2 separate regions of the Homo sapiens genome follow, and region 1 is linked to region 2. A link is a loop called in an ENCODE intact Hi-C map of the cell type or tissue named here. Cell type or tissue: IMR-90. All regions are shown on one strand. Links, peaks and the distances in the headings refer to the core of each region. The heading gives the core; the rest is flanking DNA. Region 1 overlaps ARPIN-AP3S2 (ARPIN-AP3S2 readthrough). Region 2 overlaps WDR93 (WD repeat domain 93).

Evidence for each region. Peaks named below come from ENCODE experiments on the same cell type or tissue, not always from the same donor. Only the 100,000 strongest peaks of a DNase experiment are listed, where the experiment ranks them.
Region 1: it touches region 2 in a loop (10-fold over the local background); 5 of 110 quality-filtered maps call a loop at or near these places.

Annotation. Positions count from the first base shown.
Region 1 is chr15:89,826,039-89,833,206 of GRCh38, reverse strand. ARPIN-AP3S2 (ARPIN-AP3S2 readthrough) reads left to right here. Exons shown (of 10, transcript NM_001199058.2): 10 at 1-2,608. AP3S2 (adaptor related protein complex 3 subunit sigma 2) reads left to right here. Exons shown (of 6, transcript NM_005829.5): 6 at 1-2,608. Among named protein-coding and RNA genes, the nearest start is that of ANPEP, 15 kb to the right of the region's middle. RefSeq lists an enhancer at 4,965-5,856. In IMR-90, for the core only: no CTCF peak of the experiment used is centred there; a DNase peak (open chromatin) is centred at 4,456; H3K27ac peaks cover 239 bases.
Region 2 is chr15:89,737,526-89,744,693 of GRCh38, reverse strand. It overlaps WDR93 (WD repeat domain 93), which reads right to left. Exons shown (of 17, transcript NM_020212.2): 15 at 6,965-7,121; 16 at 6,458-6,653; 17 at 1,056-1,402. The coding sequence ends at 1,303. It also overlaps a transcript of MESP1 not described here. Among named protein-coding and RNA genes, the nearest start is that of MESP1, 10 kb to the left of the region's middle. In IMR-90, for the core only: a CTCF peak has its summit at 4,465 (motif pointing left); a DNase peak (open chromatin) is centred at 4,443.

The sequences.
Region 1 (7,168 bases), core at 2,012-6,011, 89 kb before region 2:
CTGATGTTGAAGCCGAAGCCCAAGGTGGTAAATGTTATGTTGAGGGTCACAAATCCAGAGCCACATCCCTCTTCTTGAGTTCGTTTGTTACGTGGTTTAATGCATTACTGCAGGACAGCCCTTATGCTAGATTTCCTGGGATAGCCTAGATTTTGAATGTTTTGCCTGCCAGAAACCAATGGTTTTAAAAAATCATTGAGTGGTCCTACAGATTCAAAGCGAGCATCCAAACATCCCTCACATGGCCTCTTACAATGACATAAAACTGAAGCCCACTTTTTTATTTGGAAAACTCAATCCCTTTGGACAAGCCACAATAATTTTTCATTAACTACTTGAGGTTGCCTGCAAATTCAGCTAGCTTTCCAGCCTGCTATCAGCAAAGCCATAAACATCTTTTTTAAAAATAGGTTAAGGTTGGCCAGGTGCGGTGGCTCACGCCTGTAATCCCAGCACTTTGGGAGGCCGAGGCGGGCAGATCACGAGGTCAGGAGATCGAGACCATCCTAGCTAACACAGTGAAAACCCATCTCTACTAAAAATACAAAAAATTGGCCAGCCGTGGTAGTGGACACCTGTAGTCCCAGCTACTCAGGAGGCTGCGGCAGGAGAATGGCATGAACCCGGGAGGCAGAGCTTGCAGTGAGCCAAGATCGCACCACTACACTCCAGCCTGGGCAACACAGCAAGACTCCGTCTCAAAAAAAAAAAAAAAAAAAATAGGTTAAGGTTGTATAGAATACTAGGCTTTCCTTTTTTTGTGAGATGGGGGTCTCACACTGTGGCTCAGGCTGGAGTGCAGTGGTGTGATCATGGCTCACTGCAGCCTCGAAGCCCCGGGGTCAAGTGATCCTCTCACCTCAGCCTCCTAGGTAGCTGGAACCACAGGCACGCAACCACCACTCCTGGCTAGTTTTATTTTTTTAGTAGAATAAGGTCTCACTATGTTGCACAGGCTGGTCTCTAACTCCTTACCTCAAGCCATCCTCCCGCCTTGGCCTCCCAAACATGTTGGGATTACAGGTGTGAGCCACTGGACCTGGCCAAATACTGGGTTTTCAGTGCTCACTGCCACTAATAAAAATCTGAAATTCTTTCATTATGCAATTTCTAAGTGCCTGGTGAGGGCCAAGCTCAGTTCTAGGCTCTGAAGATTAAGAGAGAAACAAGGCTCTGTCTGCTCCTGTTGTCTCTGTGAGCATCTTTGACAGAGTGCTCAGATTGTTGGGATATAGTGCATCGGACTGGCAGCCTGAATTTGTGGAGACCGCAGTCAGTAACTTTGTGATATATGGAATATTTAGAGGACAGTAACCCATTTCCCTACGCCCTACCTGATCACATCGTGCCCTGCTGGGCCATACCCCAAACAGCCCACCTTCCTCTAGGCCTGGCCATGGCCCTGTGCCTGCCACATTGAGGATTAAGTCAGGATATCTTGAGCCCTCTCAAATCCCTGTTTATTCAGGCCTCTGCCACATATAGAGCCAGCCTTCTGTCCCCACCACTTCCACTACCATGGAGCCCACTTAGTAAAACGCTCTCTGGGCCCAGCTTCGCCAGAAAAGACACCAGGGGAGCAAGGCTCAAACCAGGGGCAGCTAAATCTGATCTTGTGGACCAGTCTCTAGTAAGGGCTTTCAGCGTGGCTGTCTGTCCATTGCTTTCCAAATAGGATGCAGCAATGATTGGTACATGGGTATTAAGATCGGTAGTAGGGGCTAGTCCAAGTTTAGCAATAGCCAAACTGGAGAGCCTCTGAAGTATGAGAGTCCCAGAGGGATTTGTCAGCTCCTGGCAGACATCCTGATTTTCACCTTCCTGAGTCTACCCTACCCCAGAGGGTGCCAGTCTCACTGTGGTGATGGTTAGCCCAGTGTGTGCTGCACTCACACACCAGCACGGGGTCCGTGCTTGCAGGCTGGTGGATGCTGTCCTCTGGGTTAAGACTGTCTCCCTTCTCGGGAGCACTGGAGGGTTCTCCATCTGCGTGTTTCAGTGGAAGTTGGCAGATACGAAAACAGGCCCCTATAGGGAAGCAGTTCCATGAAAATGATTAATTCTTTCCAAAAGACTTAAAATTTTTTCCTATTTCAATTTTCCTTTCAAAAAAGGAAATACATTCATGTAGTTCAAAACTTAAGAAAACAAAAGTCTGTTCAGCAAAAGACTCCCACTCCGGTTCCCCAAACGCTGAGCCCCACCCCCCATCCCTGGTAGCAAGAAGTGTTTCCAATTTTAAGGTTAAGAAACAAAGTCCCTGGATTTGTGTTAGGGATGTCTTCCTGAGAGTGGGTTGTGTTCCGTTTGACCCTGGCGGTTGACCTCGGCCCACTAGGATCATGCCGCCCTCTCCAGGGAGGAGGGCCTCCCCATCACCCTGTACAGTGGCACCCCAGCCCTGGCACTGCCCGCCCTTGCTCAGCGTACCTTTCCCATGGCACTCTGACGTACTGGATGTTTGGTTTCTGAAGTTACTGGCTGTTTACCCTGCCGGGATGTAAGCCCCTCCAGGGCAGGGGCTTGTCTCGTGTTCAGTGCTGCATCCCAGCTGCTGGGCACGGTACCTGGTCCATGGCGTTCAATAAATAACTGTTGGATGAGTGAACGGTTGAGGCAAATGGCAGTTCATTCTAACAGTCTCAGCATGTGCTCTCCAGGTCCCTGTGCTCAGCACTTGGGAAGGAGAACCAGAATAGTGGTATTGGAAGCAGGAAGTGGGAAGGACCCGATGATGGCTCGTGGAGGCTGAGGGAGAGGAGAATGGCAGAGCTGGTGTTGGCAGGTGGAGCCCGTGTAACGAGGAGGCGCAAGGATGGGGCTCTCGAGAGAGGGAGGGGGTTTGGGAGGGTGGCAATCAGGAGTTTGGATGTGGAACGCATTCGGTTGGGGTTGTCCAAGCATCTCTGGGGGCAGATGTCCACCAGCCAGCTGGGAAACTGAGTGGGCAGGAGAGGAAATGAGTCTCCACCCAGAGATGATGATTGGAGGTGTGGGGGTGAGCGCTGTGGCCGAGGGACAAGAGGGTTGAGGACTGAGCCTGTGGGCAGGGGAGAGAGGAGCATCTGGACAGCGGGCGACTTCAAGTCAAGGAAGCACTTTCAGTGGGGAGGGGGACCAGGAAGAGACGGCCTCTCTCAGGCTTCCATTGGCCCCAGCCCAGCCCCCCGAGTGAGAACTGTGAAGAGATGGCTCTAGCCTCATGGTGGGGCAGGTCCAAACTTAGTGTGGGTCACAGTCCAGCTCTGCAATGTGCAGTCTGAACCTTCGGAAGATTCAGTTTGCTCATCTGAAAAAGAGGGTAATGATTCCTGCCTTGTAGGTTACTGTGTGGATTCAGTGAATCACTGATGCGGACGATGAAGGACTCACTCAGTCAACATTGGCTACTCTTATCACTGAGACTTGCAGAGGGAATGGGAGTTGAGGAGGTGGATGGAATAAGTTCGATGATGCTGGGAAGGAGAAAGAGCTCAGGTCCTGGCAGAAGGGGAAGAGGAAATGAGGGCAGCAGAAACCAAAGTGGGCCTTAAAGGAGGGCACTGCACGGGGATGGTGATGCACACTGGCCCTGGCCTGGCCTGTCAGTGGGGTCCCACACCCGTATCCAGAGGCACAGCTAGATAAAATGGTTGAGGAGGTGGTGGGGTCTGCAGAAAGTGAATCTTAAGATGGGGAGCGTCTGAAGACATAGAAGAGCAACTAGCAACTGGCAGGACCCACGGTATGGGGGTCAGAGGGGAGAGGAGCCTGGAACTTCCTTTCCCTGGAGTCAGGAGGGACATCTGGCAGTCCCAGCAAGCACGGCGGGAGCTCGAATCTGGGGACCAGTGAGAGGGCCTCTGACCTCGCAGGCCTGGATGAGAGTTGGGGCCCCTGCAGGGACTCCACGCTTCCCATGAGAAGTGGGATCTTTGAGCCTTCTCAAGAGCAAACCTTACATTTTAGTACAGCTCTGACAGCCTGGCCTCCCGGGAGCACTTGGAAACAGGGGTGTCCCCTCCCCCAGCCTCCAAGGACCAGGCTGCAATTTCAGGAGAGACAAGCTGGAGGTTGCCTTCTGCATTGCTGAGAATGAACGCCCTTTGCACACTGTGAAAGAAAGGCTAAGCTAAAATTGATAGACAGGAGTTCCAGGTAGTTTTCACAAATGAGTCCCCTGGTTCCGCAGAATGAGGTGATGCTCAAAATATTTACCAACCAGCATGGCTCAGGCATTGACCAATCAGGATGGAGGTAGCTGATTTAGGGGTTGGGGGTTACTGGTGTCACATGTGGGCTCTGCCGCCAGGATCCCTTCCTCTTCCTTCCGCCGGGATCCCTTCCTCTTCCTTCCAAGGCAACATTCCTTCCGAGGCAACAGCCACATCTCAGGGCTGCTGCAGTCTGCTCCTTTGCTTGCCTGGGAGAGTCAGAGATGAGGCCTGTGGGTTGTGTGTGTGGCTGCATGGGTCAGCGTGCCTCCTCCCACTTGGGCACTGTGGTGGGAGGGACAAGTCATCTCATACTTCATCTCTCTGGACACTCCCAGGCTAGCACTGAAACTGGAGGCCAAAGGACAGCCCCAAACCCAGGGCACTTTGTGCTGCCAAAGATCACCACCTTTGCCCTAGGCAACCTGGAACTGAAGGTTTTCTCCGGCCTCTTGGTCCGGGGCACTTGACATGAATGCCCTTTCCCTGACCCCTGTCCAGCCCTGAGTGGCTCCCCAGCTGGGTGTGGGCTGGCTAGAGGGAGCTGCGGACCGAAGCCAGCAGCACCGAGGCAAGCCAGGATTTAAACTGTCAACTGCCGAGCCAGCTCTACTGGAACTTCCTTTGTGTGGCTGGACCTGCTCCCACAACACCCGTCAGTTCACGTAGAGGGAGCTCCCGCAGGACTCAGCTCCTTCGGGGTGTTTTTTGCTGAGATTCCCCTTCTGAGTTCCCGGCCTCTAGCTGCCTCTTCTCCACCATTTGGGCCCTGCCTCAGCCCTAGAAACTGTCAAGCAGCCCAGTAGCTGTTTAAAGTACATAATGATATTACAGGGTTGGAAGGAAATCCTTGGGTCCAGACCCTGTGTCAACCAGGTGAGGGTTACGGTGACACTACCTGGCCTTGCAGCCTGAGCCTGGTACAGGTTGACACCCTGAAGCAAGTCCTCCTTGTCAGGTCCCGCCCAAGCCTTCTTGTCAGCCCAACTGGCTCAGCCCCAGCCCAGCTCTGCCCAACTGCCCTGGGCTCCCCTGCCCTGGAGAGGCCAAAGGCCACCCTTTCTCTGGGTGTCACAGCTCCCCTTTGCTCTGGGCCCACAGTCCCCGGCATCCCCAGCCCCTGTCTTCTCATCCCTGACACGAGTTTCCCTCCCTGAGAACTCACTGCCCCCCAGCACCAGATCCTGCACGATAGTCAGTGGTCCTGGAGCCCACATGTCACCACTGCATCCTCCACCCCAGTGTCCCTGCCCGGACACCACCACAACCCCTCAGGCCCCTCAGCAGTGTCTCTGCCTCCCCCTCTGTCTCCTTGTGGCTCATGTCATCGCTCCACCGCAGAGTGAACCACCTCATGCATTCATCAGACCCCCACTGCCCTGCAGCCTTTAAAGCCTCCCAAAAGCTTCCCACCAGCCTCAAAGAAACCCAAGGCCCTGCTTAGCTGCCCCCACCCACCCCACATCCTCATCTTGCACCCCTGCCTGGCTCCCTCCTTCCAGCCACACTGGCCTTTATGCTTCTCAAACCTGCCGGGCTCATTCCCACGCAGGGCCTTTGTCTTGCCATCCCCTCTGCCTCTGTCTTCAGGTCCCCCTTGCTCCTCACTTCTCTCAGCCTTCACCTGCAGAGGACTTCCCGGTCCCACCTGGCTGAAGCAGCCACTTCTCCCCTCACTCCCCATCCCTCACCCCACTTTGTCCTCTGTGGCGCTTGTCACCCGATATGACAGTGTGTGCCATGTCGACTCTCTTTTTCACTGTTGTTTTGCTGCTGCCTTGCTGGTGCCTGGGACAGTGCCTGACCCATATTCAGCTGTCAGTAAGTACGAGATTGCTCAACAAATCAATGAATGCATTCAACTCCTTCCATTTCCCTCTCAACATGCGTGAAGCTCCACGCTCTACTCAGCCTTGAGGGCAGGAGGCACTGTGTGGTGGGGGCACAGGCCCAGCTTCCTGTCTCACTGTGTGACCCTGAGCCAGTCCCTTATCTGCCCACTTCCAGGTGGTCAGAATGGTGTGTGAGAGGGCATTTTACTATGATACATAGTCCTAAAGCCCTGAAGGAGACGTGAACTTGGTTTGATCCTGCCTCTGCCACTTCCAACTGTGTGACCTTGGGCAACACACCTAACCTCTCTCTGTTGTGTTTCCTCAGCTGGGAAATGGGAACACAGCGGCTCCCTTGCACCAGTCAGGATTCCCAGTGCAAAGAGAACCAACCCAGAAAGGCACTCGCTGAAGGGCTGTGGGGAAGCTCTCACAGGCTCAAAGGGAAGGCGGAAAGCCTAGACTGAAACTAGCCAGGCTGCAGACAAAACCAAAAGTCCACCTGGCATGGTGGCTCACACCTGTAATCCCAGCACTTTGGGAGGCCAAGGTGGGCAGATCACGAGGTCAGGAGTTCAAGACCAGCCTAACCAACATGGTGAAACCCCGTCTCTACTAAAAATACAAAAAAAAAAAAAAAATTAGCCGGGCGTGGTGGCACATGCCTGTAATCCCAGCTACTTGGGAGGCTGAGGCAGGAGAATCGCTTGAACCTGGGAGGTGGAGGTTGCGGTGAGCTGAGATCGTGCCACTGCACTCCAGCCTGGGCAACAGAGCAAGACTCTGTCTCAAAAAAAAAAAATTCTACAAAATGCAAACCAATCTATAGTGACAGAAAGCAGATGAGTGGCTGCCTGGGAATGGAGTTGGGGAGACGGGTGGGAGGGAGGGACGACCAAGAGACTCAAGGAAACTTTTTTGAGGTGACCTGTCAGTGAATTATCCCTATCATACAGATGAGACAAATGAGGCTCTTTGGGATTAACTTACTTGCTGATGGTCACACAGCTGTGAAAGGTCAGGTCCAGAATGGGAGCCAGGTGTGCCTGAATCCAAACGCTGTGTGCTTTTTTTTTTTTTTTGAGACAGAGTCTCGCTCTGTCACCCAGGCTGGGGTGCAGTGGCATGATCTTGGCTCACTGC
Region 2 (7,168 bases), core at 2,116-6,115:
GTTTGTGTTCGGTTTCTAGCATTTGCTATGGAGAAGCCCACGGGGACTGGACACAGGCTGTTCTACGCTGTCTCACCTGAGTCTCAGTTCCCTGCTCTGTAAAATGGGGATAACAATAACATCTATGTTTCACAAGGTTGCTTAAAGCTTAAATGTAAAATACACCAACCACAGAAATGTTGGTTCCCCAACACCTTAGGTGGTGTGTAAGCCAAGACCATCTTCCTAAGTTCTCCTTCCTCGTCTCCAGAGAGCTGCCAGAGCACCTGCTGTGTAGAGGGAATTACTGCCAACAGGTATGTTGGCGGCTATATTTCATTCCCATGGTGGGGTGTGGAGAGGGCCAGAGTGTCTCAGGCGGGGATACCTTCATCCCGGGGGACAGTCAGCTAGCCAGCATCAGTGCCACATGGAAGTTGTCTGGCCAACAAGGAATGTGGTATGTGACCCAGGGAGGAGGTGGATGGGGCTGCAAAACAGCAGCCATCACAAACTCTGAGTGCAGTCACCCTCCCAGGTAGTTTCTCACCCAAGAGACTGAGCAGGCCTAGGACCAGGCTGGGACACTTGAGCCCCCTCAGCCTCCAAGGTTCCACACAGGGTCCTCACGGATCCCTTGGGCTGCTGGGGACCCCTCCGTCTGTTTTTTGGGGGAGGACAGTTTCTAGAGAAGAACAAGGCATCTCTCTGCCCAGCCACCTCTAGCGTTCCTGAGCCAGCAGGCCAGGGGCAGCAGTGGCCCAGCTCCTGCCTGCCACCTCTCCCTCCCACTCTGCCTCTCGTACCTGTGTGGCCTCAGGCCCTTACGCCACCATCCTGAGCCTCACCTCCTCAAAGCTATTCTATAAAGGTGTGAGCCAGCCGTGGGAGGGAGAAATGGGTGGGGAAAACAGGTGGGCGGGGTGTCTTGCTCATCTGAGGACAGTGGCTCTCCAGGGCCTAGGAGGTGAGTGGTCCTCACCAGGCCGAGGACTCTGGTTGAAACCATCATCTGGGCCCTGCTGGGGTCTGGACTGCGTGGGAACGATGAGTTATATACCACAGCAACTTGGGAGTCTGGAGACAATATCACTGTTTATTTGGGTGACACATCTGCCTGCCTGAGGGCTCTGACAAGAGGCTTAGTGGTTGAAGGTCCCCCAGATTATACTTTTCCCCTTGCTGGCTCTGCAGAGGCCCCAGACTCCGAGTGCAGGCCTGTGGAGCTGTGGCTCTGTTACATTTCTCTTGGCCTCAGTGTCCTGGGAGCAGCTGCCTCGTGGCTGAAACCTCCTTTTCAGAGATCCCAGGGCGGTGGCAGCCTCACTTCTTGAAGTTCTCTCTCTGGAGCGACAAGGAGTACCTCTGAAGCCGGGCCCAGTGCTCCTCCTCCTTCTCTGGGTTCTTCTCCAGCTTCCGATAGCTGAGGGCCACACAACTGTGATGAGAGGAATCTCCTCTCACTTCCCCAGCTCCCGAGCCCCCAGGGCAGACCTCGACTACCCTGTGCTCCTATGAGAAACTCTAAGAGGACACACCTGCATCGCCTCTGTGTCCTCAGGGCTCAGCCTGGTACACAGCAGGTGCTCAGAAGGCCTTTCCTGGAGGAATGATGGGTCTAGCATTCTTACCTGTGAGGTGCATGTGGGTAGACAGGATGGCGAGCTGAGGAACTAAAAGGCTATTTGCAAACAAGCTGTGGTATTACACACAACGGAACATTCAGACTGAAAAGGAAGATGTTCTGACACATGCTCCACCATGGATGACTATTGAGGACATTACGCTGACTGAAATATGCCAGTCACAAAAAGACACACTGTATGATTCCAACTTTTATAAAGACAGTTTGAGTTGGGTCTTTTAAAAAGTAAGAGTTGTTGGCCAGGCGCGGTGGCTCACGCCTGTAATCCCAGCACTTTGGGAGGCCAAGGCAGGCGGATCACCTGAGGTTGGGAGTTTGAGACTAGCCTGGCCAACCTGGAGAAACCCCGTCTCTACTAAAAATACAAAACTTGCCAGGCGTGGTGGCACGTGCCTGTAATGCCAGCTACTCAGGAGGCTGAGGCAGGAGAATCGCTTGAATCTGGGAGATGGAGGTTGCAGTGAGCCAAGATAGCACCATTGCACTCCAGCCTGGGCAACAAGAGCAAAATTCCATCTCAAAAGAAAAAAAAAGTAAGAGTTGTTTAAAAAAAAATAATAAGTGCATGTTCACTACAGAAAAATCAGAGAAGCCCAAGATTCACCCCTCAGAGTGCACACAGAGACGGGCACGCTTAGCAGGGTGGAGGGGGGGCTGTCAGTGGGGTTGTGGTAGGGAAGGAGGTGCAAGTGAATGATGTTAAAATGCTTAGGCAAACAGGAAGAGGAGTACTCTGGGGGAGAAAGACAATGACCATAGCTTTGATTTGTTTTGAGGCTCTCCATCTATGTGGAGATAAGATTTTAATTAATTTAATTAATTAATTTTTTATTTATAGATGTAGATGTAGAGATGGGGTCTCACTATGTTGCTCAGGCTAATCTTGAACTCCTGGCGTCAAGTGATCCTCCATCTCTGTCTCCCAAACTGCTGGGATTACAGGCGTGAGCCACAGCACCTGGCTGGTAATGTCCAACTTTTCACAAAAATGGTGAATGCTATCTTAAAAATGTATTGGAGGCCGGGTGTGATGGCTCATGCCTGTAATCCCAGCACTTTGGGAGGCCAAGGCGGGTGGATCACAAGGTCAAGAGATCGATACCATCCTGGCCAACATGGTGAAACCCCGTCTCTACTAAAAAATACAAAAATTAGCTGGGCATGGTGGCATGTGCCTGTAGTCCCAGCTACTTGGGAGGCTGAGGCAGGAGAATCACTTGAACCTGGGAGGCAGAGGTTGCAGTGAGCTGAGATTGTGCCACTGCACTCCAGCCTGGCGACAGAGCGAGACTCCATCTCAAAAAAAAAAAGTATTGGAGATAGGTTTTATATTTAGATTTATATAACCGGTTATATGAATATATTTAAACACTGGAGAAATTCCTTCACTGTCTCAGAACCAAGCAAGATGCACCATATTTTGTGTTGATTTGCCTCTTAAAGGAAAGGGCTGAAGGTAAAGTAGCAATGTGTACTTTATATTTTTGACCTTAACTCTGCCAATCTAAGTAGAATTCCCTGTATCTGTAATGGTTTCTTTTAGGCTGAGAATGGTGGCTCACACTGATAGTCCCAGAAATTTGTAAGGCCCAGGTGGGAGGGTCACTTGAGCCTAAGAGTTCAAGACCAGCCTGGGCAACATAGGGAGACCCTGCTTCCACAGATAATAAAAAAATTAGCTGGGTGTGGTGGCGCATGCCTGTGGCCCCAGTTGCTCGGAAGGCTGAGGCAGGATTGCCTGAGCCCGGGAAGTCAAGGCTGCAGTGAGCTGTGATTGCACCACTGCACTCCAGCCTGGATGACCCTGTCTCAAAAAATAGACAAAATAAAAATAAAATAAAATCCCTTTTACTTATTGAAAGAGATTCTGGTGTGATTTATGTGTAATAGCAAATAAAGAATATTTAACACTTATTTATTTATTTTTTTTGAGACAGATTCTTGCTCTGTCGCCCAGGCTGGAGTGCAATGGCATGATCTCAGCTTACTGTAACCTCCACCTCCTGAGTTCAAGCAATTCTCCTACCTCAGCCTCCTGAGTAGCTGGGATTATAGGCACCTGCCACCGTGCCCGGTTAATTTTTGTACTTTTAGTAGAGACGGGGTTTCACCATTTTGGCCAGCCTGGTCTCGAACGCCTGGCCTTAGGTGATCCACCCGCCTTGGCCTCCCAAAGTGCTGGGATTACAGGTGTGAGCCACCGCGCCCGGCCAATTTAACACTTTTTAAAAAAGTAATCTATACATTTGCAGCTTTTAAATAAAATCAGGCCAGGCGTGGTGGCTCATGTCTGTAATCCCACCACTTTGGCAGGCCGAGGCAGGCAGATAATCTGAGGTCAGTAGTTCGAGACCAGCCTGGCCAACATGGAGAAACCCCATCTCTACTAAAAATACAAAAATTAGCCGGGCGTGGTGGCGCATGCCTGTAATCCCAGCTACTGGGGAGGCTGAGGCAGGAGAATCGCTTGAACCCGGGAGGCAGAGGTTGCAGTGAGCCGAGATCGCGCCAGTGCACTTCAGCCTGGGTGATAAGAGTGAAACTCTGTTTCAAAAACAAAAACAAAAACAAAAAACAAAAACCCTCCCTGTGAAGAATAGTTGAACATTCTTGGTAGACCTTTAGAGAGGGCCAATGTCAACCATCGCCTTCTTCATTGCCTCTCTCTCCCCAGAGACTCATGAGACCATATTCGTCTCCTGACGAATAGGCACATTTCCCTCCGGGAGGTACCGAGAGCCTCCCAGCGACCCACTACAATGCAGGAAGGACTTGAACGCCCCTGTTAAGTGCAGGTATGAGCTAGGAAGCGGAGAGGAGCTATGGTGCCACCTAGTGGTAATGTTTAGAATTTTCCCAGGCATGAACTTGGATTAGCAGGGAGCCATCATCATGGTCATAACTACCATTTACTGAGCAACCACTCTGTGCCTGGTACTTTCCATGTATCATCCCACTTAATACCTTAAGCCAAAAAAAATCAGGCATCATTAAAATGGTCAGAACACAGCCTGGCATCTCACAGGTGCACAATATGTGTTTTTTGACTGAATGAGGAGGCTGAGTAACTCGCCCAAGGTCTCATTGTAAGTGGTAGTGTCAGAATCAAACTCAGGTCTGTTTGGCTCCAGACCTGCATATCTTAACCAGTCTACTTCAATCTTCCCTGAGTAAACAGTCTACACAGAGAAAGGGGGAAATAGTCGTGAAGTGACTCTTCCCTGAGTAAAGAGTCTACACAGAGAAAGGGGGAGACAGTCGTGAAGAGACATTATGGTGATTGGAGAGATCACAGAATCTCAGAGGTCACGTTACATACATAGGAACATCTAGGCACTGGAAGGAAAGGAACCTGCCAGAGCCACCTAGTTCTGTAGTGGCAGGCCCGGGACGAGGATCCAGGACTCCACTGATGACCCCAGTCCACCCGAAATGTGTGGTCAGATCCCAAAAGGAATCATCAACAAGGATTTGCAAATCCCCAGAAATTTATTGTGAGATGGATTAGAAGAGACACCTATTTCTCCAGAATGGCCTGAGTACTGTTCCTTATGCTTTGATAGCAGAAAGGAGGGCAAGAAAACAGTGCTTGCAGGATTAGGGAGAGTGGAAAGAGGAAGGGGAAGAGGAGAAACACACACATAACGGTTTATCTGAATGATGGGTAAAAGAAAGGGGTCTTAGATCATGGGTTGGCAAACATTTTCTGTAAAGGCCCAGAATGTAAATAATTTAGACTTTATAGGTCATGCTGTCTCCTTCGCAGCCTTCAATCCTGCCATAGCATACAGTAGCCATAGATAATACATAAACAAATGGGCACGGCTGTGTTCAAATAAAACCTTATTTACAAAACCAGGCAGTGGACTGGATATGGCCCACAGGTCATAGTTTGCCAACCCCATCTTAAGGATTGTGTCTAATAATCCAAACATACTTTTTTTTTTTTTTTTTGAGGCAGGGTCTGACTCTGTCACCCAGGCTGGAGTGCAATGGCACGATCTTGGCTCACTGCATCCTCTGCCTCCCAGGTTCAAGCAATTCTCCCCCACCTCAGCCTCCAGAGTAGCTGGGACAAAAGGCATGTGCTACCACACCCAGCTAATTTTGTGTTTTTTGTAGAGATGGGGTTTCGCCATGTTGGCCAGGCTGGTCTCAAACTCCTGAGCTCAAGCAATCTGCCCACCTCGGCCTCCCAAAGTGCTGGGATTACAGGCATGAGCCACCGGGCCTGGCCTAAACATACTTTTAAGAGGGAATTGAGAAAGTTAAAAAGATGATCTTGACAGGAAGAAAACACCAACTGGAAGCCCTTCTTTTCTCCCAGCCTGAATTAATGACTCTTTTTCTACCAATCCACATGTGAGGTGGAGTGCAGCTCATGGGCTATCATGGGGTAGAACCCTTCACTTAGGGGAAATTTCTTTTTTTTTTTTTTTTTTTGGGACAGAGTCTTGCTCTGTCACCTAGGCTGGAGTGCAGTGGTGCGATCTTGGCTCACTGCAACCTCTGCCTCCCAGGTTTAAGCAATTCTCCTGCCTCAGCCTCCCGAGTAGCTGGGATTACAGGCATGTACCACCACACCCAGCTAATTTCTGTATTTTTAATAGAGACGGGGTTTCACCATGTTGACCAGGCTGGTCTTGAACTCCTCACCTCAGGTGATCCGCCTGCCTCGGACTCCCAAAGTGCTGGGATTACAGGCGTGAGCCACCACGCCCAGCCAGGGGAAATTTCAATGCTGAAAGGATTTACCATGAAAGAAACTCCACTATCCCTCAATCCAGAGACAACCTCAGATGTGGGAGGGGGTGAAGACACAGAGCTCTTTACCTCTTCTGGAGGAAACGCTCACATCTCTTCTCCAGTGGCAGTGCTTGGGGGAAGGCCATGTTATCCAAGTCCCTTTGAGGAATGGTACAATTTTTTGAGATATTTTCCAGGAGTGGGCAGGCCTCAAAATTAAAATAGAAAACAGAATATTGGATTCCAGCATCGTCGGTGGACGCAGTTTCATGTGAATAGTCTCCTGTGACGAGACAAGAACACCATGTTCTGTGTAACAATCGCTTTCTCAGTGGGCTCTGTGGTCCAGGTGAGCAGGTGGGGGCTGCTCTCTGCTTATAAAGGCTGGGTCATCTGGGTTGAGCTGTGACTTCAGAGAGAAGACCCTGCTGGCATTTTATCTAAGTGCCCTGTGAGGACTGAGCTGCGGTACCCTTTGGCCTATGGTAGAGGGGGACACAGAGTGGGGAGGAGATCGGAGGGGCTCTCTCTGTTTGTGAGAGAACTAAGTCAGGGAAATGGTCAGTGGGCATCAGCCCTGGTCCCTTTCTGTACCTCGGAGCAGGAAACATGGATGGTCTGGAGACACAGCAAACACTGGCTTCCAGGGGACCTCCAGAGGAAAGGCTCCCGGAGGGGCAAAGGCACAGATGATTTCACGCTTGGCCACATCCATAAGGCACACAGAGCCATTCTTGGAAAAGATGAGCACCTGGGAAGCAAAGAGATGGTGAGGGGGGCTTCTACTGGACTCTGTCC